2 separate regions of the Homo sapiens genome follow, and region 1 is linked to region 2. A link is an interaction called in ENCODE POLR2A ChIA-PET data of the cell type or tissue named here. Cell type or tissue: OCI-LY7. All regions are shown on one strand. Links, peaks and the distances in the headings refer to the core of each region. The heading gives the core; the rest is flanking DNA. Region 1 holds the start of ENPP7 (ectonucleotide pyrophosphatase/phosphodiesterase 7). Region 2 overlaps TIMP2 (TIMP metallopeptidase inhibitor 2).

Region 1 (5,246 bases), core at 247-5,246, 840 kb after region 2:
TCAGCTTGAACTAGGTCCCGCTGAGAGTGACAGGAAACCCAAATAATGGAAATTGCAACGAGGCAGAGTGTGTTGAATTCTCCCCGGGAGGATGCAGCCTGGAGCTGAGCTACACAGGACGCTGGGGACCAGGCCCCTTCTGTGCACCCCGGCCATCCCCGGGGAGCCCCTCATCAGGCGGCTTAGGGTGGCTTGCCAGCCAGAGGCATCAGATGGAGGAAAAAATCAAAAAAGAAGAGAAGCAAAGCTAGCTTCCGGCAAGAGGCTGGGACTGCTACAAGACATTCTCCTTTTGCCCCATTGGTCAAAATGTGGTCACGTGGCCCTGCTTTGCTGCAAGGAATGCTGGGAAATGTAGTCTTTCTTCTAGCAGCCATCTTATCATGGAAAGAGGGGAGAACAGATATTAGGGGACAACTAACCAGCTCTGCCACAGCGGAAAATCCAGATTCCGCCACGGCCTACAGGCTCCTCCTGGTCGACCCTCTCGGGAGCCCCGGTGCCTCCCTTCCTCCATGCCTGGTCCCTCTGCCTGAAGCCTTCCCGCCCTCTCTCCTGGCTCCATGCATCCTGTGGGCCTCCCACAACGCTGGTGCCAGCAAAGCCCGATCTCCTCTCCCGAGGCCGCCTGCATTCCCCCTGTGCGTGCATCGTAACCTGTGTCCCTGACTCACAGGGATCCTTACCCTCCCCAAGGTCTGTGCTCCCCAGGGAGGAGCCAAACCTCTGGGTGCCCTGAGCCCCAGCCCTGCAGAGCAGGCACCCCACGCGGTGGTTGCAGGCACCGGGCAGTCGCTCCATCCTGGTTTTCAGCTTTTGGTGCACAGAAGCATGAAGAAGAGGGGTCACTGGCACGGAGTCCTCCTTGAGAGTGTGTTCCAGTCGGCCAGGCAGGGGCAGCCGGGGATCCGTACCAGTGGTCCCTGCCCACCTGGGTTAGGAAAGGCTGGCTGGCCTGGGGAGGCTGTGGACGGCGTCTGCGGTGTCATCTGAGTGCCACGGCCATCGCTTCGAGACGGCGTCTGCTTGCTGCAGCCAGCCAAAGGTCTTAAGGAAGGCCGGGGCCACTGTCGGCAGGTGTGTGGCTCCAGATTGAAATTGTGACAATACCTCCAACCATGCCCTTCCGTCTTCCCACCGCGCAATCCAGTGCACCACCTCCCACCATGCAATCCAGCGCACCACCTCCCAGCAAAACCTCCAGGATCCGCCTCAAACCCAGCCCCATCCCACAGCCACCACCCTGGTCCGGGCCACCAATAGCTCTTGCTCAGACACAGGCAGTCACCTCTCCAGGGAGCACCCAGTGTCCATTCTGCCCTCGTTCTGGTCTATCCTTCACCCACAAATGGAGAGTATATTTTAGCATTAGATCAGTTCATGTCACTCTCTTGCTTAAAACCCCCGCCTGGCTTCCACTGCCTGGCATGAGAATCACCGCCACCTGCCCTACGGGACTGGCCCTGCCACCCCTGCCACCTGCCCCATGCCCGCTCCCCTAGCTCATGGTCCCCCAGAGTCACTGGCCTCCACCATCCTCTCAGCGAAACCCCACCAGCCACCACTGCGTGCCGCCCACCCACCCCGCCAGCCTCTCCATCACGTCTTCCTGCCTTCCCTTCTTTTGGGAAACTCTTTTTTTCTTGTTTGTTCATTTTATCTTCTGTGTCCCCAACTCGAATGGAGGCCACGAGGAACATTGTCTGTCTCATTCACTTCTGTGTCCCCAGAACCTAGAACCATGCCTGGCACACAGAACGTGCTTAATAGGAACTGAGACAGAGACATACAGGGAAGGAAAGAGGGAGAGAGACAGAGAAAGAGAGAGAAAATAAGAGAAGGGGAAGGAGAGATGGGGGAGAGGGAGGGAGAACCGCACACTGAATCCAGGGGTTCCTCTCCCACCCTTCATGTGCCTATGGTAACAAGGGAGTCCCCCTCTTCTGACCCCTTGTTGTCATCAAGCAAGAACGTCCGAGCCCCAGGCACCCTCTGAAATTCCCAAGAAGGAAGCATCCCAAGAAGGAAGCATCCCAAGAAGGAAGGCCCACAGGACGCTGGTCTGGAGCCATCCGGTTCCCGGTCTGCTCACCACGCTCAAGGAGCCCCTTAACAGGACCAGGAGGAGAACAGGCACCCAGCCTGGGGTTCCCCCCGGACAAGGCCATGCTGTGACCCAGGCTTGGTCCTGGCCCTGACCATGGGAAGCCCACCCCACAGGCCCTCACCCAGGCAGGCCTGAGGCCCATGCACCACTAAAGGCCTGGAGAGGGGGTCCCACCCCAGCCTCACCTGGGTCCCCTGGGGTCAGGGTGAGCTGGGACAGAGGGACCACCTGTTGCTATGGGAGAGGGAGAGGGCACGACTTTCCCAGTGGAATGGGCTCCTGCTGTGCTCTGAGCCCTGGGTCACTGTCCCCACTCTGGGGAGGGAGGGGAGGAGCCTGGAGCACCAAGGGCGCGGCTGGCAATAAAGGCAGATGCTCAAGTTGATGCCACCCCACGCACGTGAGGCTGGGACCAGGGGTGGCACTGACACGGCTGGGGAGCCCACTCCCGAGGTTCGACCCGGGGATGTGCACAGCCACATTCCAAAGGCGCACGGGATGAGATCAGCCCGGGTGACCCTGGGACTTTGTCCTCCTCGGCAGGAGCCAGCCCTGTGCACCCTGTGTGCCTGTCCATCTGGAAGGCCCAGCATGAGAGGCCCGGCCGTCCTCCTCACTGTGGCTCTGGCCACGCTCCTGGCTCCCGGGGCCGGAGCACCGGTACAAAGTCAGGGCTCCCAGAACAAGCTGCTCCTGGTGTCCTTCGACGGCTTCCGCTGGAACTACGACCAGGACGTGGACACCCCCAACCTGGACGCCATGGCCCGAGACGGGGTGAAGGCACGCTACATGACCCCCGCCTTTGTCACCATGACCAGCCCCTGCCACTTCACCCTGGTCACCGGTGAGTACTGCCCTGTGACGGGGCCTGGGGGTGGGAGGGCCTGAGAAACCAGATGGCACAGAGCCGTGTCGTGCAGGATAAAGGGGAGAGGTCCTTGCTCCAGGCACAGGACAGAGCCAAGGGGACCATTAGGAATCCTCACCGTTGGTAGCAACAGATCCGGGACAAAGAAAAATGACCAGGGGGGTCCTTAAACCCGTGGCCACAGCCAGGGCAGCAACCCCAGAAGGCTTCAGGAGGAGGGGAGTGTGGCGGGCTCCCCGCTGGCTCCCATGGCTCCCCTCCCCTGCCCGCCCCTCCAGCTGGCTGTGTCAGCCTCTCCCTCTCCCTTCCATCCTTTCCATTTTCCACCCAACACCTCCCTGACAGATCTGCCCAGGCTGTAGACAATACAGACATAGGTTTTTAAAAAGCCAAATATGGGGCCAGGCTCAGTGGCCCACGCCTGTAATCCCAGCACTTTGAGAGGCTGAGGCGGGCGGATCACTGGAGGTCAGGAGTTCGAGACCTGCCTGGCCAACATGGCGAAACCCCATCTCTACTAAAAATACAAACATTAGCCAGGCATGATGGTGCATGCTTGTAATCCCAGCTACTTGGGAGGCTGAGACAGGAGAATTGCATGAACCCAGGAGGTGGAAGTTGCAGTGAGCTGAGATCGCACCACTGCACTCCAGCCTGGGTGACAAAGCAAGACTGCATATAATATATATATACATATATATATACATATATATATGTATATATATATATATATACACACACATATATATATATATGAGGCCAAGGCAGGAGGATTGCTGGAGTCCAGGAGGTAGAGGCTGCAGTGAGCTGCAATCACACCACTGCACTCCAGCCTGGGTGACAGAGCAAGACCCTGTGTCAAAAAAACAAACAATAATAAAATAATAAAAAGCCAAGTACCACAAAAAAGGTGTTAGAGAATTGAAAAGCAATTGGCCCTCCCTAGGGGCTCAGCCACCTCCCAAACCTGCGTCATCCTCCAAAGACCCTGCGTGGGTGTCCCAGGGCGCCTGCAACAAAGATCTGCAGACTGGCTTAAACCCACAGAAACGGATCCGCATGCTTCTGGAGGCCAGAAGGCCAAACCCAGGGCATTGCAGGGCTGCACCCACCCGGAAGGTTCCAGCAGAGGCTCCCTCCTCACCTCTTCTGGCTCCTGGGGCCTCGGCAATCCTTGGCATTCCTGGGCTGGCGGCAGCATCACTCCGACCTCTCCCCACGTCTCCCCAGGGCCTTTCCCCTGTGTGTGTGTGTCTGTATTCAAACTTTCCTCTTCTCACTAGTACACCAGTCGCTGAATTTCGGGTCCACACTTCTCTGGTATACATCCCCTTACCCTAGCTAATCACATCTGCAAAGACCCTATTTCTAAATAAGGCCACGTTCTAAGGTTCCAAGTGAGCATGAATGTGGTGGGACACCATCCACCCCAACACAGGCAGCTCATCCCCACACCAGCCTTTCTGCCCCTTCTAACCGCAAACGGAGGTGTGCGGGTCTCCCGTCTGCGCAGCGCCTCTTTTGCTCTCTGTATCGCAGATGAGGACGGGAGGGACCTTCTCCACATCATCTCTCCTTTTGCACCTTTTGGACTTAGTACCATGTGCACGTGTTTCCTGTACAAAAATAAATTCAAAAAATCTCCTGGAGCTCCACGTAGTTCACTGAAATTCCTGCCTGGGATCTCGTCTGATGGCTGGGCCATCATTTATTTAATGAGTTCCTTCCTGACGGCCGTGGAGGTCACCCGCAATCTTTTGCTAAAGCAAACAAGGCTGCCACCAGGATCCCTGCACACGCATTCGTGCCTGTGTGCCCGTCCAGCTGTGGGACAAACTGAAAGTGGAAGTGCGATTGCTAAAACAGGTCAAAGAACACGTGTCTATTTGTCTCAGACATGACCTCGAACCTTGGCTCCCACGGGGCAGTGCAGGAGGAAGTCTGCTCCCCCCAGCCCTGCCCCAGGCCCACTCCCCACCCAGCACACAGGGAAACCTGGGCTGTTTTGACTTCGCCTCTTCCAGCCCTGGGTCCGGCCTTCGCTGTGACCCCGGTCCATCCCGCCGCCCTCTGCACCTCTTCCTCCCTCAGGCAAATATATCGAGAACCACGGGGTGGTTCACAACATGTACTACAACACCACCAGCAAGGTGAAGCTGCCCTACCACGCCACGCTGGGCATCCAGAGGTGGTGGGACAACGGCAGCGTGCCCATCTGGATCACAGCCCAGAGGCAGGTAATGTCACCCCCGCCCATACTGACATCGCAGA
Region 2 (5,477 bases), core at 237-5,236:
TAAAAACGGGGTTTCGCCATGTTGGCCAGGCTGGTCTCAAACTCCTGACCTCAGGTGATCCTGAGGCCGACCTCGGCCTCCCAAAGTGCTGGGATTACAGGCGTGCGCCACTGCACCCGGCCCCAGATTGCCCATTTTAAAGAGGCCTAATAGTCTCTGAGGCAATGACGCAAACACAGATCTTAGAGACCCGGGTACCAGTGCTGGCAGCACCATTATCAGTGATGTATTTACCCCGGGTGGGCCTCTCGCATTTAGCATATGTTCTGAAACTCCCGCAAGCATTTCCGGGCTTCTTCAAGAAACTGCTTGTGCAACCTGTTTTGCTGTAAGATCTGCTGCTGCTGGTCTCGGATCATCTGACTGTGCCGGTCGTCGTCGGCGAGGCTGGTGCCCGATGGGGAAGTGGTGCTGAGCTCAGATCCTCTCTCCCTTTCCTGGGCTCTCGTGGAGGAGGACTTCAGATGGGCCAGTCGAGCTCTTCTTTGCTCCCTCCTCTCTTTTTCTAGCTCAGCTTTGTAGTGGATTTCCAAGCTCATATCTGGGTGTTCCATTTGTTCAAGCGATTCCAGTTGTTTTTGTCTTCTCTGCTCCATCTCTGCTTTCTGCCTTTGCCTGGATGCCGTCGAGCCCACTCTGTCTGCCTGGTCTTGAAGGTGGAGCTGAAGGGAGCCCTCTGCCAGCGTGCCCAGTTTGGGGGTCTCTTGTCCAGATTCAGTGCTATACAATAATGAGTCCTCTTTGTTGATAAATATACCTGCCTCGGGAGACAATGTTTGACTTCCATTTCTAAACGTGGGCTTGACCGTGCCCTGATATTTTTGGTTCTGGGCCTTGCCCATGAACGTTTTCAAGTCGGTCTTGGACGCTGCCTGCTGCGCCTCCTCCTCTGCTGGGCTCCTGGGTTCCCCGGCAGGCAGCATCTCTGGGTCTGCCATTTTCTTCCCTCTTGGGGTCCCAGCGCCACACTCTTGCATCTCTGAGAAGGCATGCCCTTCCCCAGGTCTCTGGTCCATCCTGGGCTTCAGTGCCAGGTACAAGCACAGGTGTTTTTTCAGCTTTCTGTTTATATTAAACAACTCTTCAAAGGCCAACTCCAGCTCTTTCTGCCACTTGTTCTTCTCCCGGAGCGTGCACTGAGATGCTGGGGACACGGCTTCCCTTCTGCAGCTGGAATCAGCTGGCCACAGCTGCCCGAGGTCTCTCAGCTTCCCCTCCAGACTCTGTCCCTGAGAGCGACTGGTCAGGGCTGGAACAAAGCAAACTGCCCCCTTTCCCAGTTGCCTCCTCCCCGCCCGAGCTGTTCCTTTCTCTTTTTCCTCCACAAGCCCGATTTCTCCCACAGCAGCCACGAGTGGGTTTGACCTTTCTAGGTCCGCCCCTTTGCTCCTCCGAGGATGGATGGCACAGCGGCCACCCCCAGACTTGGTCGAAGGTTCTGGCCTTCCCTTTCTCTTCTCAGGCGGGGCCAGGTGAGAATTCATCCGACCCGTGGCTTTTGTAGTCTGTGGTTTCTCTGGACTCGCTGCTGTCTTCCGGGGCCTGGAGTGCCTGGGGTGTTGCTGGCCCAACTCTTCCCTGCAACTCCTCTCTTCACTAAGGGCTGCTCTATGCTTCTCCTTGGCCCTCGGGGGCCTGGCTGATCTTCGCTGGATGGGCCCCTGCGAGTCAGGCTCATTTTCCCTGGCCCGTCCTCCTCCCCAGCCCAACAGACGTGCTGACTGCAGCCTGTCCAGGCCACCGACGTGCAGGTGCTGTGCCTCCTGATACCCTCTCCTCAACTCCTCAGCCAAGCGCTGGAGCTGGTAGTTTTTCCACAGCTTGGCATCCGCTCTTCTCTGCAGAGCGAGATCGCCTTTGCCCCGGGCTTGTAGCAATTTGTGCTTTTTCCTCCAAAGCAGGTCTTCGTTATCAGGACAGAGGCTCAGCCACATGGCTCCATCCATGTTTCTGTTCCTGTCTGCGAACCCAGCAGATACAGCTTCCCAGGGAAGGTGCTTGGAGCCAAGAGTGGAGGGTTCAAGGGGCGCCCCCGGGCCTGAGGAGCCACAGAAGCCACAACGTTCCACAGCAAACCTACGAGGAAGGGAGCACAAGTGCAGCTTTCCAGATCGCTCCCAGGAGAGTGAGCAAAGCCCTGGAGACAAGCACACGGGATTCTCACTGTGAGGACAGGCTGCAAAATGTGCCCCTCCAAGCTCTCTTGACCCGTGCCCACCAGGGCCCACTCTCAGCCTCCCAATTTCTGTCCTGTACACTTTTGACAAGAGCCTGTAGGGCAGCTGTTTTGAACAGAGTGTGGTGTTGTTTCCCAGGGGACATTGGCAATGTCTGGAAACATTTTCTATTGTCACAAATGCAGGGAGGAGGTGCTCCGGGCCTGCAGCTGGGTGGAGGCGAGGGAGGCTGCTGAATACCCCACACTGCACAGGAGGGCTGCCCAAGACAGTGAATAACCTGGCCAGAGATGTCAGTAGTGCCGAGACTGACAATCCCACCCAAAGGGCAAGGGTTAGGATTCAGGTAGGGATGGAGGGGCACAAAGGGCAGCCCTTGGAAACAAATATTGAGAAGAGCAGGTGGAAGTAAAAGAGGAAGTCTGGGCCTCTGGAGGGAGAATTGATCGTAAAGGAAAGGAGGAAGAGACGGGGCAGGGAGGAGCCTGCCAAGCATGTGTGTGTGCAGGAGTGTGTGCACGCGTGTGCAGGGGTGTGTGTGGGTGTGTGCACATGCACATGTGTGTGCAGGGGTGTGTGTGCGTACATGTGTGTGCAGGGGTGTGTGTGCATACATGTGTGTGCAGGGGTGTGTGCAAGGATGTGTGTGCATGTGTGTGCAGGGGTGTGTGTGCATGTGTGTGTAGGAGTGTGTGTGCAGGGGTGTGTGTGTAGGGGTGTGCGGGCAAGGGTGTGTGTGCAGGGGTGTATGTGCAAGGGTGTGTGTGTCTCCATGCATGTGTGTGCAGGGGTGTGTGTGCAGGGGTGTGTAGGAGTGTGTGTGCAGGGGTGTGTATGCAGGGGTGTGTGTGCATAGGGGTGTGTGTGCAGGGGTGTGTGCGTGGGGCTGTGTGTGCAGGGGTGTGTGTGCATAGCGGTGTGTGTGCAGGGGTGTGTGCGCGCAGGGGTGTGTGCGTGTGCACATCTGTTTATGTTTCTGTGCACATGCCTGCACATCTGTGTGTACAGGGGGGTGTACAGGTGTGTGTATGTATGCATGTCTGTGTGTGCCTCTGTGTGCATGTCGGTGTGTGTATGTGTATGTGTCCGTGTGGGGCATGCAGGTATGTATGTGTGCATGCAAGTCTGATACTTGAATCCAGTAGAAACCAGAGAGGAGGAGAAGCTGGTGTTAGCTCTCTCTTCATGACTCCCAGCTCTTTCCTTTTATAATGATCAGAGAAGGACTCTTCCAGGTCTCTTTGGCATCAGGAAGGGACCCATGCTTTGGCAGGCCTTCCTAGGAAAGGAGGGGCATTTACACCAAAACAGTACGGGATTGTGTCTGTTGCCACGGGTAGCTGATGCCAGAAACAGCCAGATCTGTGAGCTGCAGGAAAGGCTAAGGGACAGCCACAGTCGATATGGAGTCCCCCTCCACTGCTCCTTCCCTTCTTTCATCTTAGTCTATGTGGAACCAGGCTAAGCCTTTGGAGTCAAACGTAGTTGCAGCTGAAGTCACATGTAGTTGCAGGAGTCAGAAAATACTGCATCTACATTACAGCTAACATTAACCGTGCAGGCTCCCCTCTGAGCACTGGGCATGTATCCGTTCATCTTTTTTACAGTAATCCTTTGAGATACGAAGCTCCTACCCCCCCCGGTTCACAGACAGGGAAACTGAGGCAGGCAGAGATGAAGATGCTTAACCCAGATCACACAGCTGGTAAGTGGCAGAGACAGGCCCTCTGCTGCTTGGACGAACCCCAGCACCTTTGACCAACCTCAGGTGGTCACACTGCAGCTGGCTTTGACTTAAGTCTTCTAGTGGGAGGTCCTTGCACCTCTTGGTAAATCAGATCACACAATTAGAATAGTGGTTAATATTATATTTAGCCAGATCTGCCAACCACCATGATGATCAAGAGAGAAAGGGAGAGAGAAAGCTGGGCCCTTCAATGCAATGATTGAGATTTTTGACAAAGGTGCCACGGCAATTTAATGTGGGGAAAGAATAGTTTTTTTGTTTTTCAACAAATGATGCTGGCACAGTTGGATATCCACAGGCAAAAAATGGGAATTCACAGCCTTATCTCACCCTATATACAAAAATTAACTCACAATGGATCATAGACCTTCATCTACAACTATAAACGCTTAGAAGAAAACGTAGGTGTATATTCATGACCTTGAGTCAGGCAAAGATTTCTTAGATACAACACCAAAAGCACAACCAATAAACAAAGAAACGGATAAGCTGAACATCATCAAAATTAAAAGAAAAAAAAAACCTTTGTGCTTCAAAAGGTACCATAAGTAAAGTGAAAATACAAGGTACGGACTGGAAGGAAATATTTGCAAATCATATATCCAACAGAAGACTTGAATCCAGAACATATGAACACCTCTTACTACCCAGTAAGATGGCAAATAATCCCATTTGAAAATCAGCAAAAGAAGGACAGGTGTGGCAGCTCACACCTGTAATCCCAGCACACTGGGAGGCTGAGGCGGGCGGATCACTTGAGGTCAGGAGTTCGAAAGCAGCCTAACCAACATGGTGAAACCCCGTCTCTACTAAAAATACAAAAATTAGCCGGGTGTGGTGGTACGCACCTATAATCCCAGCTACTCGGGAAGCTAAGGCAGGAGAATTGCTTGTATCTGGGAGGCAGAGGTTGCAATGAGCTGAGATTGCACCATTGCACTCCAGCCTGGATGACAGAGTGAGATTCTGTCTCAAAAATAAATAAATAAAAATAAAAATCAGCAACAGATTTAAATAGATATTTCACCAAAGAACATAGATGTGTGGCTAATACAGCACATAAAAACATGTTCAACGGCAGCGGTCTTTAGAGAAATGCACACTGACCCTGCAGTGTCCTGCCACCTCACATCCACTCCAACGGCTGTCGTCAAAAAGACAGACAATAGCAACTGTCAGTGAGGAAGGAGGGGGAGGAATTGGAACCCTGTGCACGCTGCTGGTGGGAATGGAAAATGGTGCAGCCACTTTGGAAAACAGTCTGGCAGTTTCTTAAAAAGGGAAACACAGACTTACCCTATGACCCAGAGATTCCACTCCTAGGTCTATAACCAAGAGAAGGCCTGAGTCCACAAAAAGAAACCAAAGCTCAGAGAGGTTGAATAACTTTCCCAGCTCACATGGAGGAGTTGGCCTCAGACACCAAAGACCACCAGGAACGGCCACAGGGATGTCCAATTAGGTGTGGTGAGGTCGGGGCTGCTGTGAATGCCCCTCTGTGTGTCTCGGAAGGTGCCTGGAGGCCCCAAGGTTCACAGTCTATTTCTGTGCCA

What was found. ChIA-PET counts read pairs that join two places held together with the same protein. Peaks named below come from ENCODE experiments on the same cell type or tissue, not always from the same donor. Only the 100,000 strongest peaks of a DNase experiment are listed, where the experiment ranks them.
Region 1: POLR2A ChIA-PET joins it to region 2 with 5 read pairs; 2 of 35 experiments call an interaction of 5 or more read pairs at or near these places.

Annotation. Positions count from the first base shown.
Region 1 is chr17:79,728,442-79,733,687 of GRCh38, forward strand. ENPP7 (ectonucleotide pyrophosphatase/phosphodiesterase 7) reads left to right here and starts at 2,502. Exons shown (of 6, transcript NM_178543.5): 1 at 2,502-2,951; 2 at 5,067-5,212. The coding sequence starts at 2,699. RefSeq lists enhancers at 1-341, 140-259, 166-460, 342-1,301, 4,421-4,470 and 1 more. In OCI-LY7, for the core only: no CTCF peak of the experiment used is centred there; DNase peaks (open chromatin) are centred at 320 and 4,840; H3K4me3 peaks cover 1,472 bases; H3K27ac peaks cover 724 bases.
Region 2 is chr17:78,890,384-78,895,860 of GRCh38, forward strand. The region is part of intron 1 of TIMP2 (TIMP metallopeptidase inhibitor 2); the gene reads right to left. CEP295NL (CEP295 N-terminal like) reads right to left here. Exons shown (of 3, transcript NM_001243540.2): 3 at 196-2,076. The coding sequence ends at 255. Among named protein-coding and RNA genes, the nearest start is that of CEP295NL, 10 kb to the right of the region's middle. In OCI-LY7, for the core only: no CTCF peak of the experiment used is centred there; a DNase peak (open chromatin) is centred at 318.